Linked DNA regions of Homo sapiens: regions 1, 2 and 3 are each linked to region 4. Evidence: chromatin loops called from intact Hi-C (ENCODE). Cell type or tissue: gastrocnemius medialis. All regions are shown on one strand. Region 1 overlaps PNPLA5 (patatin like domain 5, triacylglycerol lipase). Region 2 overlaps PARVB (parvin beta). Region 3 holds the start of PNPLA3 (patatin like domain 3, 1-acylglycerol-3-phosphate O-acyltransferase). Region 4 overlaps SULT4A1 (sulfotransferase family 4A member 1).

Region 1 (5,000 bases), 57 kb before region 4:
GAAGGGGCAAAGGGAACCCCCATCCACTGCCCTACAAGGGGCCAGACAAAGTCCCAGCCATCCCAGGCCTTGTTATCCCATTTTCCAGAGACAGAAACTGAGGCAAGAGAGGGGAGGGGCTGGGGCAAGAGCAGCCAGGGTGTCTCAGGGGGGAGATGCAATGGTCCTGCAGGGACAGAACTAGCCAAGCAGATCTGTTCTGCCTGCAGGCCTCTGGCCCCTCCTGCCCAGTGCTAAGGTCCTGCCCAGGCTCCTGCCCTGAGCCCTGTTGAATGGTCACTTGGGGAGAATAGGCTGGGCTGGGACTATTTCCAGTTGAAGATAAGTCTCTGGCCTGTGACATCCACTCGAGGGGTAGGTCCAGGCCTTGCCCATCTCACCCTTGCCCTGTGTGTTGGCAGGTAGTGGCCGACAACTGCAGACAAGGCTACCTGGATGCCCTGAGGTTCCTGGAGAGACGTGGTAGGTGGCAGTCCCACAGTGGCTGGGGATCATGTCCCACATGGTGCCAGGTAGACCCTGCCTCTTGGGCCTTTGAGCTGCTAGGGACATGGGCTAACTCAGTCTCTTCCTCATCATCTGCTCTGTGCTGGACCTGAGCTGAGTACTGGGGACTCAGAGAAGAATCACATACAAGTTCCACTGTTGAGCAGCCCGCAGCCTGGTACAGGGGGACAGACTCAGAGAGAGACAACCCAGGGAGATGGGTGTAGTGACAGAGGGATGCTCAAGGCTGTGGGAGTCCAGAGGAGGCATTGGACTCAGCCTGGGGGTTGGGGGTAGGCAAGGAGGGCTTCCTGGAGGCAGTGACAGATAAGCTGGGTTTTGACTAGTTATGAAGACACCAGCAAAATTGAAGATTCCAGCAAAAGAAGAGGGCATTCTAGGCAGAGGGAAAAACAAGAGAGAAGGGACAGAGGCAGGCACCTTGAGGGCACATAACTCAATATGGCAGGAGGGGTGTGTGTGTGTGTGTGTGTGTTCATGGGGCAGTGGGTGTGCCAGAGAGGTCTGGGCTGGAGAGCCTGAACATCATCCACAGGACAGAGCTCTTCAAATTGGTGCAATAGACATTCAGACACAGGCCACCTGGCTCCAGAACTCATGTGCTCAAGTCCTACGTTACAACCAAAAACACACAATCAGGAGGCATTTGGCGAGCGCTTAATATGTGCCCAGACGTGAGCTTAAGCTTTATGTATTTATCTTGTTTAATTCTCAGAGTAACTGTATAAAGCAGGTCTTACTTTTCCTTTTTTACAGAGAGGGAAACTGAGGCAAAGGGCATTGGGTCACATAGCTTGCAGGTGGTGGAGCCAGAATTCGAACTCTGGATTGTGTCTTTGGGGTCTGGGCTCTGATGAGCCACTCGAAAGTGGGCAGGGAGCAGGGCAGAGCAGGGCCAGGGGAAGGCAGAAGGGAGTCATCCGGAATAAGCTGTGGGTCCGTCCCACAGCACAGTGGATCCCCAGAACTGGGTTTGGGCTCTGAGGGATGTGGGCAGCATGGGGCGCCTTGGGGAGGCTCAGATGCTTGACTTATCCTCTCCCTTCCCCTGACCCAGGACTCACCAAGGAACCAGTGCTATGGACGCTGGTGTCTAAGGAACCCCCAGCCCCGGCTGACGGAAACTGGGATGCTGGCTGTGACCAACGCTGGAAGGGGGGCCTGTCTCTCAACTGGAAAGTGCCCCATGTGCAAGTCAAGGATGTACCCAACTTTGAGCAGCTCTCACCAGAGCTGGAGGCTGGTAGGGACTCTACCTGCATTTGCTCACCTACCAGGGCCCTGCACTCAGGGGCCCGGGCTCAGGGACCCTGCCTTGAAGGCACTCGTGGTCTGGAAGAGGACAGGACTCATTTACTGAGCACCTACTAAATGCCAAGTGTGGTACTATGGGCTTTTCACATGTGGCATCGTTCATTCTTCCCCACAACCCTGGGCCTAGGCATTATTCGTACCCACTTCACTGATGAGGAAACCAAACCTCAGAGAAAGGAAGGGACTCACCAAGGGCTCAGAGCCTGCAACTAGGGGATTTGAACCCAAGCCTGTGCCTGCGAAAGCCAGGTCTTTGCCCACTGCCCCGGAAAGGGCGGGAGTGTTGACAGACATAGGAGAGGCACACACAGAGGGTTCTGGATTCCCCAGATGAAAATGAACTCATTTCATCCTTCCAACAACCATCTGAGGATAGTACAGAATTGTTCTCATTGTACAGATGAGGAAACCATAGCACAGAGAAGTTAAGCGACTTGCCCAAGGTCACACAGTAGCAAATGGCAGAACTAGGGGTTCTACTCGGAACCATTTAGTCTGCCCGCCCGCTGTGTGACTAAATGTCACAACTGCAACAACAGGAAAGTACAGAGTCCCACAGGCACATGTAACGATGGTGGGGGGTGACTTTGAGCAGCATCTAAGTGAAGCTGGAAAAGAGATGTTGGCCAGGCCAAGAGGCAGAAGAGCATCGGGGAGAGGGCATGGCACGTGCAAAGGTCCTGGGGTTGGTGAGGGACAGCCAGGAGGTCCCTGTGGCTGCGGCATGAGGGACAGGCAGCAGAGGTGAGCTTGGGAGGCTGGCAGGGTGGGCAGGTGGTCTCAAAAGCTGTGGGAGGAGCAAGTGAGGTGGGCGGGAGGGGGTGGTGGACCCAGCTGGGTGGGAAGAGGCTGAAGGGGTGGGAGGCTGGGAGGAGAGGGATGGCGGTCGAGGCCAGATCAGGGAGAGTGGGGTGGGCAAGGGGATGAGGAAGGGGGCCCCTTTCCATGCCGGAGACCACACGAGGACGTGCAGAAATGGGCGGGGACCTGTGCGGAACCCCTGAGGTCCAAGCTTGGGATTCTGGAACCCGGCAGTGTACCTGTAGCCACACGGGGGCACCAGAGAGCTGCCTCGGGTGGAGCACCAACTCCTGGGCGCTGCGCCCTCGCCATTTGGGAAGGGAATTGTGAATCTCATCTCTAATCCTCACCTGCCTGCCCAGGGAGGAATGTCCTGCTGGGATCCCCAGTTTATGGAGAAGGAAGCTAGGACTCGTCCTAGGACACTCGGCAGGTGGATGTGGAGCAGGGTCTCTGGCCTGTGCTATCTGTGAATCCTTGTAATCCTCCGTCTCCAGAGGGCAGTGGCCAGAGTGGACGTGGTGGCCTGAGCTGTGGCCTGGGCTGTGTCTGGAGGCTGGGATTTGGGCTCCGGCTCTGTCCCAGCCCAGATGCTGGTCCCTTCCACTCTGGTCAGGTCAGTGAATAGAGCACCCAGGAAATGGTTGCTGCGGTCATAGTTGTGGCTGTGGTTATTAATAACACTGTCGTGTTACTGTTATGAGAGAGTGTGGTGAGAGCATCTGTCCCAGCCTAGCAGGCCACAGACTTTCTAGAGGGGCAGAAGAGGTAGAAACAACTCAGGAGCCTGAGAGTCCTCAAGTCCATCCTGGCCCTGCCACTTCCTGTTGATGGTCCTTAGGCAAGTCACTTCTCCACTCTGAACCTCAGTCTCCTCATCTACGAGAGGGCATACACCCCTTGTCTCACGGACAACGATGAGCGCAGAGCTACCTGCTGGCCTGTGGTGGGGGCTTGCTCAGTGTTGCTTCTTCATCTGCAGAAGGTGGAGGGGGTGCAGTCTCTTACTGTGTGAAATGGGGGGGCTCAGGTTGCTGGCCCACAGACTTCAGGTGGGCAGGGCCATGCCAGGGCTTCTCTTGCAGCACTGAAGAAAGCATGTACGAGGGATCCCAGCCGGTGGGCCCGCTTCTGGCACTCGGGGCCTGGACAGGTGCTGACGTACCTGCTGCTACCCTGCACACTGCCCTTCGAGTACATCTACTTCCGCAGCAGAAGGTAAGGCTCGGCCAGGGGGCCTGGGAAGGGCCTGGCTTGTGGCGGAGACTGGTGCCCATGGCAGGAGGGGCGGCTGGCACACTGGGTGGGTAGGGCTCGGCGGGGTGGGGGGAGCCCGGCTGGTGTCCCCACACTGTGTGGTGTTGACTGCATGACTCAGAGCCTCTGTGATCTCCTCTGCAAAATGAGACTGGTGGAGAAGTGGCATGGTGGGTAGGATTGGAAGTCGGGGGCTTCCTGGTCGGCCTCCTGGGCCCTACACTGTCTCCGTGACCTTTGACCATTGCTCCACCCATCAGAATCTCAGGTTGGCTGTGTGGCTGGGTCTGAGTCTCTTGACCTCTCTGGGCTACAGGTTTCTTTTCTCTTCTCTTTTCTTTCTTTTCTTTTCTTTTTTTTTTTCTGACAGAGTCTCACTCTATTGCCCAGGCTGGAGTGCAATGGCATGATCTTGGCTCACTGCAACCTCTGCCTCCCAGGTTCAAGCGATTCTCCTGCCTCAGCCTCCTAAGTAGCTGGGACCACAGGTGCCCACCGCCACGCCCGGCTAATTGTTTTGTATTTTAGTAGAGGCAGGATTTCACCTTGTTGCCCAGGCTGGTGGCAAACTCCTGAGCTCAGGCAATCCGCCCGCCTCGCCCTCCCAAAGTGCTGGGATGACAGGCATGAGCCACCGCTACAGGTTCCTTTTCTGTAAAACAAGCCCCTTCCAAGCCAGGCCGGCTGTGGTTAGGCTCTCAGTAACATTCTGACTTGCTGGTTAATGTGCCCGTCTGCATCAGTTGTTCATTCATCCCACCAGCAGTTGCTGAGGACCTCTCAGGGGCCAAGGCCTGGCTGGGGGCCATGGAAGCAGCCCCGACGCAGACCCAGCTCCTGGCCTGGTGGAGCTCACGACCTACAAATTATCACACACTCACCTGTAACTACAGCGCCACCTAGAGGTTCCCTGGGAGAGGTCTACACTGGCTTCCAGCTGCACAGCTCAATCTAGGGACTCTCTGGCCAGGGAAGGCTGCCCGGAGGAGATGACTCTTAGGCTATAATCTGAAGGATGAGTCAGCGTCCACCAGGCAAAGAGGACAAGGAGAATGTTCTCGGCAGATGGAACAGCATGTGCAAAGATCCAGAGGCAGGAGGGAGAAAGGCCCATTCGAGGA
Region 2 (5,000 bases), 260 kb before region 4:
GGGAGGCCGGGCACGGTGGCTCAAACCTGTAATTCCAGCACTCTGGGAGGCCAAGGTGGGCAAATCACCTGAGGTCAGGACTTCGAGACCAGCCTGACCAACATGATGAAACCCTGTCTCTACTAAAAATACAAACATTAGTCAGGCGTGGCAGTGGGCGCCTGCAATCCCAGCTACTTGGGCGGCTGAGGCATGAGAATTGCTTGAACCTGGGAGGTGGAGGTTGCAGTGAGCTAAGGTTGTGCCACTTCACTCCAGCCTGGGCAACACAGCGAGACTCCGTCTGTCTCAAAAATAATAACAATAATAATAAATAAACAAGTCTGTGAGGGAGTGGCTGGTCCTGTGCTGTTAGATGTGAAGCCCCAGAGTCAGGACTAAAGCCAGTTCTACCTGATCTTGCACCTCACTGTGCCCTACTAAATCCTACCTATCTTCAACCTCATCTTACTGGCCGCCTCCTCCAAGAAGCCCTCCTGGGTGTTCCCCTCTCCCCAGCTGAAGCCACACAGCCATGTAACTATCTCCTTCCCGAACTTGCCTTCCTGCCAGTGCCAACCCAGTTCCTGCACATAGTAGGCCTTTTAATATATTCAAGGAGCAGCACAACAGAGAGCTTAGAATCCCAGAGCCAGGCTGCTGGTTTTGGATCCCAGCTTGACCACTGACAAGGTGTGTGACCTTGGGCAAGCTGCTTGACGGCTCTGTGTGTCTCAGTTTCCATCTGTAAAGTGGGGCCTAACACACCTCAGAGAGATCACAAAGATTCAGGGACACACACCCTCGGCACAGTCGCCAGCATGCAGCCACCCCTCGGGAAGCGTCAGCTTTGAGTAACTATAATGGTGGAATATGTGCGGCTTCCAAAGCCTCCACCCAAAGATTGGGCAAGGTTTAAAAAAAAGAAAAAAGAAAAAAAAAAAAAAAAACACCATCGTTCCTGATTTGGAATTACAAGAACATAAAAGGAAAGAAAGAGAATCAAAAACTAAAAGCATGTCATCAGAAGCCTGCCATTTATACCTCAGGCCAAATGCGAAAGTTCCATCTTTGATTTTTTTTTTTTTAATCTTCTTCTTTGTATGGTTGTATTTATTTATTTATGCCCAGGCTCTTTCCCAAAAAAGGATTTTCAGGCAGCTTTTTTTCCCCCTTTTGATATTATTAGGAAAACAACTTTGAAAGCAAGCTGGTTTAAAGAACAAGGTTACCTTAACGGAGAGAAGAAATCTGAAAACACAAAGGCTGATCAGCTTCTTGCTCCACTAGCAGAACCAGGGCAGGACACGGGGGATGGCAAGGCGCCCCTGCAATCACGGGCCCAAGAGCCTCACTGGGGGCTTGCCTGGAGGGTCTGGCCCAGACACAAAGGCCCAATGGAGGCTGAGCCACAGGTCCTGGGGGGCCAGAGCAATGGCAACTCCATTTTCTGACACTTTTCTAAGTGTGTCATTTCAACACAGCAGAGATGCTTTGCCACCTACGGGGACTTTCTACACCATCCGTGCAATTCCTGGTTTTCATAGAGAACAAAAGATCAGGGCGAGAAATTTCAGAGGGCCCCGTCTGAACCAGGATCAAAGAGAAAACCCCAACAAAAACAGCCATTCTCCATCCCTGCACATCTAAAAGAACTGGAAAATGGCAGGAAAGCTGCCCCAGTTTTAAACACTTAACCAGCCCTTTTCAAATCCTACCCACTTCTAGTTACAACTGATCCTGCTCAAAGAAACAGAGTGGTCTTCAGAGCTTGCGGGAGGATACAGGAGGAGAAAGAAAGGTGCGGCTCTGTGCCAACTCACGCCACCAGCTCCTCTTCCCAGCTGGGGAGGGGGCATCGGGATCCTTCGCTTGGGCTTAAGCAGGAACCCAAAGACATCTCTGTTAAATGAGGTTTTCCAGGCCTCTGCCAGGAAATGACAGCTTTCTATGAATTTTCCAACTTCCATCCGTACTCAGAGGGGTGTGGTTTCTTCGTAGAAGCTGTAATTTATCAGAATAACTAACTTCATCAGGCACGAAGGTCTTCTTAACAGAGCAGTTTTTCTAAAAATAAGTCCAGTTGTACTTCAGTGAAGATCTTGCAGCTCAGTGGAGTTAAAATAAGACCTAAGTGAGATCTAAATCAGAATAAAAACATCATCAGCCTCGGCAGCTGGGAGGAGATGCTGTTGGGCAGTCTTTTCTGACATCCAGAAGGAAGGTGATTGGAGGGAGTCGCGGATCATAATTCAAAGGGCTGAGCTGTTGCTGGCACATCACGCGTGCAAAGGCCTTGAAATGTGAGGCCTGGCCCTCCCCAGGAGGTTACGAACTCCAAGTCCAATCTCCAAGGTTCTTGGGATTACAAATCGGAGGAATAACAAAGTGTCTTGCCTAGGATAAAAGGCAGCAAAGGCTAACAGTGCCAGAGAGCAGCTGCTCCTCCTGGCCCGGACATGGGAAAAGAGGGAAAGGACTTCCAGTGATCCATGGAGCACAACATACAAGAAAGCGCTTCTTGACGTTTCAAGTGGCAGATGTAGTTTGTTTTTGCCGAGAAATGGATGTGGGCCCTTGTCATGCAGGATGCCGGCCCAGGGTAATGAGCTCGGTGTATTTATGTACATGTAACTCACTATCATCTCTAAGCCAAGGATGAGTTTCTGAACGGTGCTGACATGACTAGAGGAGTAAGAAAGCCCCGTGACTGTGGCCCAAACCGGAAGGATCGCTCAGCTTGAACATCTGATTTATGGGGCTTGTTGTGCTGGGGCATGAGGTTCCAGCCCATTTCTCAAGATGAAATAAGTTGAGAAGCTAAAAGAAATGTGTGAACATTTCAATAAGGTAAATCCAAAGAAGGTCAACAGGTGGCGCAGACTCCACATCAAGAGCTCACTGCTGAAACCCTGTCCTATTCAGATGGCAGCAAGCCTTGGGCATGACAGCCTGCTGATCTAACTAACACTGGTGGATGGATGCCAAAGGGCTGGGCATGGGGCTGGGCAGGCCCTGCCCTTGCACCGTGGAGAGTCTGCGTGTAGCCGAGGGAAGACGTATCCTGGTCACTTCCACCCAGCAGCCGACCTCGCACCTGGCACAGAAGGCTCGTGAAGGATTCGATGCACAATTAATTAAGTGCAATACATAGCATGGTGTTGAGATTTTTTAAAAAAGCAAAAGCAGGTTGGGCCAGCTGCAGTGGCTCACACCTATAATCCCAGAACTTTGGGAGGCTGAGGTAGGTGGATGGCTTGAGCTCAGGAGTTCGAGACCAGCGGGGCAACAAGGCAAAACCCCATCTCTACACAAAATACAAAAATTAGCCAGGAATGGTGGTGTGAATCTGTAGTCCCAGCTACCCAGGAGGCTGGGAAGAAAGTTTGAAGCCGAGAAGCGGAGGTTGCAGTGAGCCAAGATCACGCCACTGCACTCCAGCCTGGGTGACAGAGCCAGATCTTGTCTCAAAAAATTAAAAAGAAAAAGAAAAAGAAAAAGAAAACCATGTTGCAGAACAATACAGCAAAGGCTGGGTGTGGTGGTGTACATCTGTTGTCCCAGCTACTTGGAGCTGGGGTGGGAGGATCACTCGAGCCCAGGGGTTCAAGTCCAGCCTGGGCAACATGGTGAGACACTTTAAAATAAATACAGCATGATATTTATGTAAAAAATACAACTAGAAAACTCACCACTATGTATTTCTATGTGTACGTATCAAAATTCACAGAAAAAGAAATGAAAGGGCATGCTCCAGAATGACAAGAGCAGCATTACTGATGCAAGGCCCAGTGGCTGAAGGTAAGGAGGAGACAGAGGGAGGCTCTGCCACCAGACTGTGTTCTTGTACTCCTTTTGAAATAAAAATAAAGCTACAAGAATGGAAAATAAACAGATGTCCTGGCAGGGTTATGTACAGGGTGCAGTGGGGACCCTAAAGGAAACAAAGTGGCAGCCAATTCTACAGGGAAGGACACACACTGGGTTCAACCATAGAAATGGCTCTGAGACCCAGAAGGAGTCTCGGGCCTCTCCCGGCAGCACTGGCTGCCTCGGGGGACACAGTGAGCTACCCTGAAGGAGGGAGGAAGCTGGGGAGGGAAAGTCCTGCACGGTCCCATCCCCACAGATGACTGCAGAATAATAACATGACTCTGAGACTATGGGTGACAGCAAAGGCCCTGGCATGAGTGTCTGTGCCAAGAACGCAGCGGAAAGAACCAAGATGCCAGACCTGGGAGTACCCTTGGCAGGCTCACATCTCGTGCCCTATTCTTGGATTGGCCAGTGGGGCTTTCTCACCAGGATGGCCACCTTGGCCCCTGCAAGCCCTGCCCTAAACTCTTCCCACCCCAGCCCAGCCTCTCCCCTTCTGGAGGTGACTGTTATGGACACCATTGCTTTTCTTCTCCAGCATCCATTGATCCTTTCAGGCAAACAAGACTCAGCCTCCCTCAGAGAGAGCCACCCCTCCTGCCACCATGCTCGGGCCTTGTAGTTCAGCTCTGGGGTGGAGCAGGCATCCCAGGACAAAGCCAGCTGGCACACTGGCCTCCCAGGAACACAGTCAGGGATGGGCATGGCCCAGTTAGAGCTAATGAACTGCACTGAGACTTTACCAGGAATAGAGAATGAGACAGGCACTCCTTCCCACTGGCCTTGACCCAGAAAGGATGGAGGTTGAAGCCGTCCCATCATCTTACCACTATACAGAGCCTGGAGATGAAGGCACCAGATCGAAAGAGCTCGGGGAAGGGGAGAACAGAATCTAGGATCTAGCAACACCTTCTATGTGCTGGATCAAGCCTTACCTGAGGCCATCCAACCCCACAGACCATTCTGTCAAATGTACCAGTGAATTCTGTTTTGCTTTTAAGCCATTTTGAGTTGGGTTTTCTGTCCTTTGCAAACCAAGAGAGTCCTGTCTGATGTAGAAATCCTTCCAATACACAAAGCTGGCGTTGGTCACTCCCTGCTGCAGTGCACCCCATGGCTCCCACCAGCTCCAGGGTAAAACGCAA
Region 3 (5,000 bases), 95 kb before region 4:
CCACATGTGGCTATCACGCCCTTGAAATGTGGCTCGTCAAAACTGAGATGTGTAAGATACAAACTGGATTTCAGTGGCTTAGTATGAAATATCTCATTAGTAAATTTTTATATTGAATAGATGTGAAAATGATATTATTTTGGATATATTGGGCTCAATGAAATTAATTCTACCTGTGTCTTTTACTTTATTCAATGTGGCTTCTAGAAAATGCACAATGACATCATGGCTTCCAGTGTATTCCTACCACACAGCACTGCTGTAGGCCTCAGCCACAGGAATGAGTCTCCCACTTCCAGAAGCCCAGGCGAGCAGGCCTCACCTCCATGCCCCACCTCCATGCCCCACATAGAGGCCAGGAACATATCAGCATTAGAGCTTTGGTGTAGATGGCCTTAATGCTATCAGGTGCAGGAGATCTGACCTCACTTACTGGCCTGGCCTCTCAGGCTGATCTGCACTCTCCTGGCATGCAAGACCACCCCTCCCAGCCCAACCCCTGGCCAGCCATAAATCTTGGGATGCACAGGGACAGGCAGGCCCCAGCCTGTCCTGACCCAAATCTGATCTTGACTCACAGCTCTCCTTCCCTGAGTGGCCAGAGGGGTGGAATTGCACGTGGCTGGCAGGTTCTGCCTGTCCCTCCTGCCAAGTTAGCCTCAGCTCAGATGCACTGAGGTGCTGTGTCCAGGATGCAGCCTCTGGGACATGCTCAGCAGCCCCCAAGTGCACAGCCCTCTGTGAGACAGGGGGTTAAAGCAGGAACCTGGAGCCCTGGAACCCAGGGAGTGGCTCCTGCCAACGCCTCCAGATCCACCTTCCAGGGACTTGGTGGTTCCTGAGCCTCCCTGTGTCCTGCCTGGGAAAGCCCCAGGCTGCACCTGTCCTCTGCCCAGTAAGGAATCCTTTCTATACCAGAGTGAGTGTACTTTAGGCTCCTGGGACCTCTGCATTTGAATTCTGTCCCAGTGTAAACATTTGTCCATGTGGGTGTCCACAGGCCACCTTGGGATACAAAAAAGCTGACTTTTATTGTTGCTAAACCCCAGGGTGTGCAAATGATCATGTGGCGGTCTAATCCTCCTGGAGGCCACATTTCGTGCCCTTTGCTCCTCTCCCCCTGGCTTAGGGGAAGGCAGACAGCCAGGACTGTCTAATCCCTAATCCCCACCTCCCAGTCAGCCCAGGGGCTGCCCACTGCTCCTACCCAATGGCAGGGCTTCCTCTGCCCGCTTCCTCACCACTGAACAGTCACTCCCTGCTGGCTCTGGCAGGCAGGGCAAAGAGTCCATTGTTAAGGAAGCCCAGATAAAAGGGGGCTAATGGGGGCATAATCTCCTGCCTGGGGACGTCTGGGTGTCAATAGCTTCACAATGCTACTTGCCCCAGCCCCTGCCTACTGGCTCACAACCCCCTCCTCGCCTCCAGGACTGTGGCACACAAATTCCCAGGAAGCATACCACACCCCAGTAGTTCCAGCTAGTGAGAAACAAACCCTCCGTCTGCACCCCCACCACACACACACAGGTACCCACATGGACAAATATTTCATTAGGACAAGATTCAAATGTACGGAATCTCATTTCCAGGAGTACTGAGCCGGAGAGGGGAGGGTGGGCCTAGGTCAGTGGAAACTAGAGAAGAGGATGGGATTGGGGGGTGTCCAGGGATGCACTCCAGCCCCCAGGAAGGGTCCCAAACACTGGAGGAGGAGGAGGAGGAGGAAACAACTTTCCTCTTTCAAGGTACCCCTCCCCACTAGACTCCAGTTAGCCTGCCCTGGAGGATGCCCAGGGTTGCCCTTCTGGGAGGCTACCCAGCCCCCAGAAGGCTGGGCTGCGACCCAGAGAGCGTAGGCAGCAGGGAGCAGTGGCTCACGCCTGTAACCCCAGCATTCTGGGAGGCCGAGGTGGGCAGATCACGAGGTCAGGAGATCGAGACCATCCTGGCTAACACGGTGAAACCCCGTCTCTACTAAAAAATACAAAAAATTAGCCGGGCTTGGTGGCTGGCGCCTGTAGTCCCAGCTACTCGGGAGGCTGAGGCAGGAGAATGGCGTGAACCTGGGAGGTGGAGCTTGCAGTGAGTTGAGATCACGCCACTGCACTCCAGCCTGGGCGACTGAGCGAAACTCCGTCTCAAAAAAAAAAAAAGAAAAAAAGAAAAGAAAAGCGCAGGCGCGGGGTGTCTTGAGTCCCTCAATCCCCAGAGGGAAGGAGCCCACCGTGGGGGACCGGCCAAAGCCCCACTCTTTGTCCGGCCCAGGGCAAATCGGCCCCTCGGCAGCTCAGCCCGTCCAGCCCCTCCCGAGAGGACACAGGGGACCCGGAGTCCGCAGGGGCCAGCACTACCCTCCGCCCCGGGTCCCGCTCCCTACTCCCCGTCGCTCCGAGACGCTCCGACTCTCAGTCCGGAGGTGAGGGTCTCCCTTCATGCACGGGCGCCTGATGGGGGTAGGGGTGGGGACGCACGAGAGTCCCAGGCTTCGGCCCGGACCGCTCGGGGTTCCAACGCCCCCTTCCCGGGCCCAGGAACAGCGCCCCCGCAGGAAGCATCTGCCTCGGAGGGGGCCCTCGGGATGCACCCCGCCGTGTCCGCGTCCGATGCCCGCTCCTCCAGGGCCCCGCGACCCCTGGGGATCCCCCGCTCCCCGGCCTAGGGGGCACCCACTCCGCACGTGGAGCCCGGGCAGCGTCCCCAGACGCACCCAGCGGGATACCGGAGAGGACGCCGACGCAGTGCAACGCCCCGGCCGAAGCGCCGAACAACATGCGCGCGTCGCGGAGGAGGTGCGGGGCGTGCTCGCTCAGGCAGCGGGTCGCCCCGACGTGGTAGAAGCCCAGGAAGCCGCAGCCCGCGAAGGACAAGCTCCAGCCGCGCTCTGCGTCGTACATGGCGGCGGCGGCGGGGCGGGGGCGCGGGTTAGGATCTGGGTCGGGATCGGGAATCGGCTCGGGTCCTGATCCGCAGCAGCTCCGCCCGGCGCCCGCAAGCGCTCTCTACCCTGCCTCAGTGTCTCGGCCAGGGCATTCCCAGCGCGACGTCAGCCCCGCCCCCCTCGGACCATGCAAATGAGCCGGCGGGAGGCCCAATGAGCGGGCAGGACGCCCTCCCGGGCGGGGCTTGGAGGGGGATGGGGGTGGGGACGACGTCTGGCGGGGGATGGGGGCGGGGACCGGGTCTGGGAGGGGGATTGGGGGCGGGGGCTGGGAGGGCGATGGCGGAGGACCTGTGCGGGGGGGTCCAGCCTGGGAGCTCCCCGCAGCGACTCGAGAGAAAGCATTTTTCCAAAACTCCAGCAGACACTGCATGTCCTGGAGAGAAACGGCTTCCTTCTGTTTTCCTTGACATCTGTTAAGTCGGGGGGTGGGAGGGGAGTCGCAGTTGGTGCCCACTTGATCCTTAACATCACTTTAACACTTTATCACGTCCCTTTTGACCCGGGGAGAGCCAGCCTAAAGCAGGCACCACCACCTGAAGAGTCTACTCTCTGCGTTGTTGCAGGCTTTCTGTATGATTGCCTTCAAGTGCTGGGGATTTTTTTCATTGAATGAAAGTAACAGGAAGTGTCCATTTCAAAGTTTCCTTTGTAAGTAAAAAATGTGAATGACGGGTGCTGGGGCTGGGGTCGGGGCCCTGTAGGAACTGGGGAGTGGGGAGTGCTTTGGGAAGCTGAGGCCTGGATGATTCCTGGTCCCTTAGTCCCTTAGTCCGTTCAGGTGCGAAAACAAAACACCTTAAAGCGGAGGGGCTTACAAACAAGAGATTTATTTCTATCTTTTTCCCCCCAGGCTGGAGTGCAATGGCACGATCTTGGCCCACTGCAGCCTCTTCCTCCCGGGTTCAAGGGATTCTCCTGCCTCAGCCTCACGAGTAGCTGGGATTACAAGCATGCGCCACCATGCCTGACTAATTTTTTGTATTTTTAGTAGAGATGGGGTTTCACCATGTTGGCCAGGCTAGTCTAGAACTCCTGACCTCAAGTCATCACCCACCTCAGCCTCCCAAAATGCTGGGATTACAGGGGTGAGCCACTTCGCCTGGCTTATTTCTCTGTCTCACAGTTCTGGAGGCTGGAAAGCCCAAGTTCAAGATACCAGCAGATTTGGTCCCTGGTGAGAGGTATGGCTCGTAGAAGGTGCCATCTTGCCACATCCTCACCTCTGGGCCTCTTTGATAAGGGCACCAATCCCATTCATAAGGGTGCCACCCTCTCATCAAATCACCTTCCAAAGGCCCCCGCCTCCAAAGATCATCACCTTAAGGTGTAGGATTTCAACAGATGACCTTTAGTGGGGACACAAACATTTGGATAGTAGCATGCCCTTAGGAGATGCCTAAGAGGCCCCTTGACCTTGACCTACCCCTGGCACTGGGTGGAGCAAGCCCACAGCAGTACATGGAGCCAAGTTAGACCTTGGTCCAGAGCTCCTCACTGGAGGACCCTGGTCTGCCGGGCCATAGCGCCCCCAGCTGGAGTGGACCAGGAAGCCCTCCCCCTTCTCCGTGAGACCTGGAGGAATGCAGAGTATGTGAGCTTTGGGGTCAGGCCTCTGCCCTCTTTGTGGCTCAGTGTCCTCAACTGCAGAATGACTGGTGGTGTTGTAAAACAGGTGACATTGCTGTCAGGATTCCAAATGTCACCTGAGAAGCACCTGGATTGGTTGGGTGGTTCATGTTCAACTGAGCTTCCCCATTCTGCTGCAGTCCTTGCTTTTGCCTTGCCTGGAGGGGTAGGGGAGCTGGGAGCAGGGCTGCCTCCTTTCTCTGGGCAGGAATCCCAGGGCATGGGAGCTTCAGGCCTTAGTGAATACCTGGGCTGACTGCCTCATCACATAGACACTTTGTAGATGGAGGCCCAGAGCAAGGCAGGGTCAGGTCCTAAGTCCCGGGGAAGGTCAGGAGAGCTGAGAAGCAGACAGGGGGTCCCATCTATTCCTGACGTGTTGGCTTTGCTGGAGAGGGGCATTACCTACAGTCCTGCCCTAACTGCCCTCCAC
Region 4 (5,000 bases):
CATGAATAAAGCCTCCGTGGACGTTCTGGAGTCTTGGTGGACGTCAGCACTTGTGCTTATCGGGCCCATACCCAGGAGTGGAATTTCTGGGGTCCTGGGTGTGCATTTGTCAGCTGGTCACTATTTTGCCACCAATGACATAGCATTGAACATGCACTGCCCAGGGCCACTGAGGCCCCAACATGAGAAGGTGAATAGGGAAAGCGCCCAGCTGGCCAGCTGCCCACACATCTCGGGGGCAGCTGCCGGGTCAGCAGTTTCTTCCTGGAGCTTCAGTTTCCTCAGCAATGATGGACTGAAGTTTTAAGGTCCAAACACACACTTTACTCCAAGCCCTTAAAGGGAAGTTCATCCTTCTCTGCCTTCCAGGCTCCCCAGTGAAAGTGGTCAGACCTGTTGCTTTCAGTCCGTCAGGGTCAAGGCCACCAGCCCTGCCTGGAACTTTAAGAGCTGCCGGGGTCAGTGCTGGGACTTCATTTTCTATCAAAGCCGGTCTGTGACTCAATGGCATCCCTGGGACAGTCAGCGTTTCGCCTTCTAATTGGCATGGGTTTATTCTTTTTTTAGGAACCTCAGTAATGGCTTGTTTTAATGGAGGTCAAGTCACATTTTTAGGAATTAATATTGTTTACATCTTACTCCAGAAAACTAGCCCCGAGTGAGCATGGTTGTCTCCAGGACTGTGGTGTGGGTCCATGTGTTCTCACCCTGGGGTTGAGAGGGAATGCTTCCTGCCAGAGCGCTCACTGCCTGCGCTCCACTGCACCGCAATTACAGTGGCCCTTTCCCACGAGCCGGGCACTGTGCCAGGCACCCCGGGTATATTCCCACTTCATCCTCAGTCATCTTGCAGGGTGTTCTCACCAGTCACGGGGTGCCCTGACTGCAACCGTGTGGCCAGCTAGTACCTGCCCATGTGGAGGCACGACCCCAACACGCTGGCTCCGTGCCGTGGTGTGCGGCCTCTTGCTGCGGCCCTGTCGCTAGTTCCAGATGGGGAATGTGTGGCTCAGAGAGGTGAAGTGGGCCGTTCCTGCCAGCTGACCTGGGCGTTCTGCCTGATCCCTGCTGGGTTTCATAACCAGCAAGTGTCCTGTGACATGTTGCTGGATGTAGCCTGGCAGAAACGCCCCTTCCTCTGAGATGGACGTCACGCCGCAGTGAGCTGCCCCACGAGGATTCTGCTGAACGCTCCAGCAGGCTGACTTTAAGCCAGCTGTGTCCTTCTTGCGGCATCTCTTCTGAGAGCCAGGTTTCTTCACTCTTTCTCCATTGCTACCCTTTTTCTTTGAAATGGAGTTCTTGGTGGCAGGGCAAGGGAAAGGGAGCTCTGTATTCCTTGGCTCATTCTCTAATAACTGTTCCTCTGACTCTTGAGTCAAGCCCTGCGCCCGGGATGCACCACACCCCTGCCTGTGGAAGGCAGTGCGAGGCCAGAATCAGACCTGCAACCGCTGCTGCAGGAGTCAGCGCACTGTGGGGACCCAGGGAGGAGCTGGCGCCCACACCAGCTGACTCCCACACCAGCGGTCAGAGAACATTGTCTTTTAAGGTTTCCGAAGTGCTGCAATAAAGAAATTAAATCATCTTTTCACTGTAGGACTTTTTAGAGGCTTTAATGCGGGAATTTGCTTTACAAACCTTCCAGAGAGGAAACAGCCTCCAGCATCTTCCTAATGGGACCAAGGCACCTCTAGGTGACAGCTCAGGGCTGTGATTGAGAAGACGAGGAGCCTCATCTCTTGGGGAGAAAGTGGCAGGGGTGGGGGGCTGGGGAATGGCCCCCTCAAGACGGTTAGCCACATCAGTGACATTCCGCTGTCAGGCGTGGTAAAATAATGGGGCAGGGTATGGCAGGCATGACGGAATCTTGCCTGTGATGAAGCGGGCTCCCTGCCCAGTGCAGGGCCATCTGGAGACCAGAGGGGCCTCCCTGCGCTCCCAAGGGCCAGCCCAGACGCCAGCTGACAGGCAGCAGGAAGGGAAAGAGGAGCCCATTAGGTCTTGCTCCTCACAAGAACCATGTTCTGAAATATGTTTTTTACTTCTTGCTCCTGTTAAAACTTAACCACACCTCTATTAAGACCTCATGTCTGCAACCCAATTCCCTGGAGGACCAGGGTTTGAATTCAAGATCTCCACGTGAGAGCTGAGCACACTTGGGCGATTTCTTAACCTCTTAGTGTTATTTCTGGACAAGGCTGATGTCAGCCTTGTGAGCATTAAGTAAGGAAGGCCGTGTGTAAAAAGTCCTCAGCGTGTGCCCAGCCTGGGGTCGTGTCCAGTAAAAGGCCCCGCCTCTGATGGGCTGCTCTGCTCTCTGCACTTGTCTTCCAGGACCTGGTGACGATGGTGGAGCAGCTGGCCAGATTCCTGGGGGTGTCCTGTGACAAGGCCCAGCTGGAAGCCCTGACGGAGCACTGCCACCAGCTGGTGGACCAGTGCTGCAACGCTGAGGCCCTGCCCGTGGGCCGGGGTACGTGCCCCACCCTGCCTCCCGCCCAGGCACTCCCCACCCCAGCCAGGCTGCTTTCTCTGCCTGCTTAGGGAGCCGAGTCCGGTCCCTGTTGCCCTCCCTGCTCTCCTTTTACAGCAGTCTGTAGCTGGCCCATGGCCTGTGCTCTGTTAGCTGGTGCCCATGGATGGCACAGTGCTCATGGAGTGACGGAGTACCCTGCCCGCTGGTGTTTGCATTGCCTCCAAGCAAACAGTGTTTTGACTTGAAAAAGTGCATTTCAGGCTTTGTGGGCGGGATGTTTCTCAGCAGGGAGTCTACTCAGATGGCCTGAAATCAAACGCCCCACAGAGCAGATCCAGGGACTGGGTTTGGTGCTATGACATGTCAAAGCGCAAAGCATGCTGATGGGTTTCTCAGTCTCTAACTGACTTGTGGGAGAGTTAAATGAAGTGGGCGGGAAGTTAGGAGACACCGTTTTTCTTCCTTCACTGAGTGGACGCTGACTGAGCATCTTCTGGGTGCAGGCAGCACAGGTGAGGCCTAGCCCCACTTCGGGGTGGTGAACTTAAGCAGACAGTACCAAGCTAAGCCGCTGCACAGAGGGAGGCCAGTTCCTGCTCTTGGCGGCAAGTGACAGTGGGCATGAGGCAGCTGGAGATGGGGACAGTGTTCCTGACAGGAATCCTCCCCAGATCCACCTGGGTTGCTCCCCCTGTCCTTAAGGGTGTGTGGCATTTGGCTTTGATGATGGAGAGCCCAGGCTCTAAAACCCCTGAATCCCAGGGTGCTGGCCTTGGCCATAGGAGGCCCCCTGTTGGTAAGTATGAACCTGATGGACACTTGGTGTGTTGGGCACTTCCTGGGTTGAGAATGTTTGCAGGGAGGGCCCAGAAACGTGGATGGCTCTGTTCAGCAGCAGCCCCACAAGATGGAGTGGGAGATGCCTGGGGCGGATGAGAGACGCGCTGGGCTCCAGCTCAGCTCTGCTGCCCTCTGGGAACGCAACATAGGTCAGGCCTTCAGCTTCTGCGGCTTTTTGTTCTTCTCTGAAAAGGGGCTGATCACGGCTAAGGGCGGTTTGAAGGTCAAGTGCAAAGTGCCGTCTCTTATAAAGGCAGAGCAGTGGACTCCTCAGGAGGAAGTGAACTGAACCACAGTCCCTCTCGACTTCTTTCCTGGCTGCATTTTCATAAATATTTGTTATTTAACATTTATTTGCTCTTTTTTAGTTTTGCTTTTGCTGTGTTTTGTTATCCTTGGATGTGACCTTCTCCAAAATACCCCTTTTGGTTCACGTGTGTGTGTGTGTGTGTGTGTGTGTGGTGAAGCAGCGTCGAGAACATACTGTGTGCCCATATGCTCCTTCCCTTGGGTTTGCTTTATCATGGTTTACCTTGGTTTTGCTTTATTTCAGTTCTTTGATTTGTTTTCTTTTAGCACATTGCGTCTTTGCTCGGAAGATCTTCTTGAGTTGGTGAGAATGCAGGGCCGAGTAGCCAGCTGCATTGCTTAGATTTGATTCATGTCACAGCATAAATTGTCTTGATTCCAAATCCTAAACCAGGTGGGTGACTCCTCTGACGAGCTCTCAGCTGTCTCAGCTGAGAAAAATAATCATGGAAAAATAGTTTGGTTGCTCTAGCAGCTTCTAATTTTGCCCCTTAGGTATCATTAAAGGGTTACAAGAATAATTTTTCTTGTTTTTCTCTCCAACACTGATAATTTTTTGTTACCAAAGAGAAAGTCCGTGTTACGTTGGGTATTTTAGCTCAGCATTTGCAGGGTTGCAGTTTGAAAAACCTGAGGTCCTGCCTGGACAAGGACCGCTGTTAATAACGGAGCTAGTGAAGGACATTTGCTGGAGACAGAGCTCTGATCTCAGAGAGCTGACAATGGAAAGAATTCTAAACGAGCAGTTCTTCAAAAGCAGGGAGGCAGTACTCGGGTGATGTGCTCACAGCTCCCATAACTGGGAAGTTTGGAATCCCCGCCCCAGACATCTTCACGGTCACCGTTGCTATTGGACTAGACCAACCTAAGATTTTATATTAACAAAGACAATGGGAGCAACAACTTCTCTTGTCATGTTGAGCTGTCTTTCGTTTTTCCAAAGCCTTCATAAACCAGCGTAGACCGGTGCCTGCAGTTTATCCCACAGCTCAGCCCTCCCTTGTGGCTGCCAGGAAGAGGTCTGGGTTTCTGACTAAGCCTGGGCTAGAGCAGCTGGGGGCTGTGCCCAGACTCATTTTATTGTTGACTCAGGGAATTCTCACTGCAGTGCATGTTTTGCATCTAGTCTGTAAAGCTAGCTAATGCTGCGACTATTTGATTCACTTTAAATTCCTCCCCAGGGTTTGCCAGGGCAGGCTTCTTGAAATCTGCATCTTTGGCCCAGTCAGGAGGGCTTCCTACTTAGTGTAAAATTTTCTGCACTTTGAATGATTTTTTTTTCCTTTTCAAATTCTCCCGAAGCCAATGACGCCTTGGTGGCACTGTTGAGCTGTGAGTGGATAATGGCGTGGGAAGGGCCAGGGCTGCCTGT

The links. A loop is a pair of places that touch in the nucleus more often than their neighbours do. Peaks named below come from ENCODE experiments on the same cell type or tissue, not always from the same donor. Only the 100,000 strongest peaks of a DNase experiment are listed, where the experiment ranks them.
Region 1: a loop joins it to region 4, with 11 times the contacts of the local background. A loop is called at or near these places in 4 of 110 quality-filtered maps.
Region 2: a loop joins it to region 4, with 6 times the contacts of the local background. A loop is called at or near these places in 2 of 110 quality-filtered maps.
Region 3: it touches region 4 in a loop (2.7-fold over the local background); 4 of 110 quality-filtered maps call a loop at or near these places.

What each region holds. Positions count from the first base shown.
Region 1 is chr22:43,883,053-43,888,052 of GRCh38, reverse strand. It overlaps PNPLA5 (patatin like domain 5, triacylglycerol lipase), which reads left to right. Exons shown (of 9, transcript NM_138814.4): 5 at 402-462; 6 at 1,565-1,750; 7 at 3,708-3,840. Among named protein-coding and RNA genes, the nearest start is that of PNPLA5, 6.5 kb to the left of the region's middle. RefSeq lists an enhancer at 4,100-4,830. In gastrocnemius medialis, CTCF peaks have their summits at 2,878 (motif pointing right) and 4,770 (motif pointing left); DNase peaks (open chromatin) are centred at 2,872 and 4,882; H3K27me3 peaks cover 692 bases.
Region 2 is chr22:44,083,776-44,088,775 of GRCh38, reverse strand. All of the region lies in intron 1 of PARVB (parvin beta), which reads right to left. Among named protein-coding and RNA genes, the nearest start is that of PARVB, 62 kb to the right of the region's middle. In gastrocnemius medialis, a CTCF peak has its summit at 2,834 (motif pointing right); DNase peaks (open chromatin) are centred at 135, 2,225, 2,935, 4,185 and 1 weaker place; H3K4me3 peaks cover 1,005 bases; H3K27ac peaks cover 5,000 bases.
Region 3 is chr22:43,921,806-43,926,805 of GRCh38, reverse strand. It overlaps PNPLA3 (patatin like domain 3, 1-acylglycerol-3-phosphate O-acyltransferase), which reads right to left and starts at 3,001. Exons shown (of 9, transcript NM_025225.3): 1 at 2,708-3,001. The coding sequence starts at 2,894. RefSeq lists enhancers at 1,699-2,441, 2,442-3,186, 4,603-5,000. In gastrocnemius medialis, CTCF peaks have their summits at 2,552 and 4,487 (motif pointing left); DNase peaks (open chromatin) are centred at 595 and 3,065; H3K4me3 peaks cover 1,408 bases; H3K27ac peaks cover 3,070 bases.
Region 4 is chr22:43,826,536-43,831,535 of GRCh38, reverse strand. It overlaps SULT4A1 (sulfotransferase family 4A member 1), which reads left to right. Exons shown (of 7, transcript NM_014351.4): 6 at 2,338-2,476. Among named protein-coding and RNA genes, the nearest start is that of EFCAB6-DT, 17 kb to the right of the region's middle. RefSeq lists an enhancer at 2,788-3,550. In gastrocnemius medialis, a CTCF peak has its summit at 2,431 (motif pointing left); DNase peaks (open chromatin) are centred at 1,125 and 2,335; H3K4me3 peaks cover 1,578 bases; H3K27ac peaks cover 2,311 bases.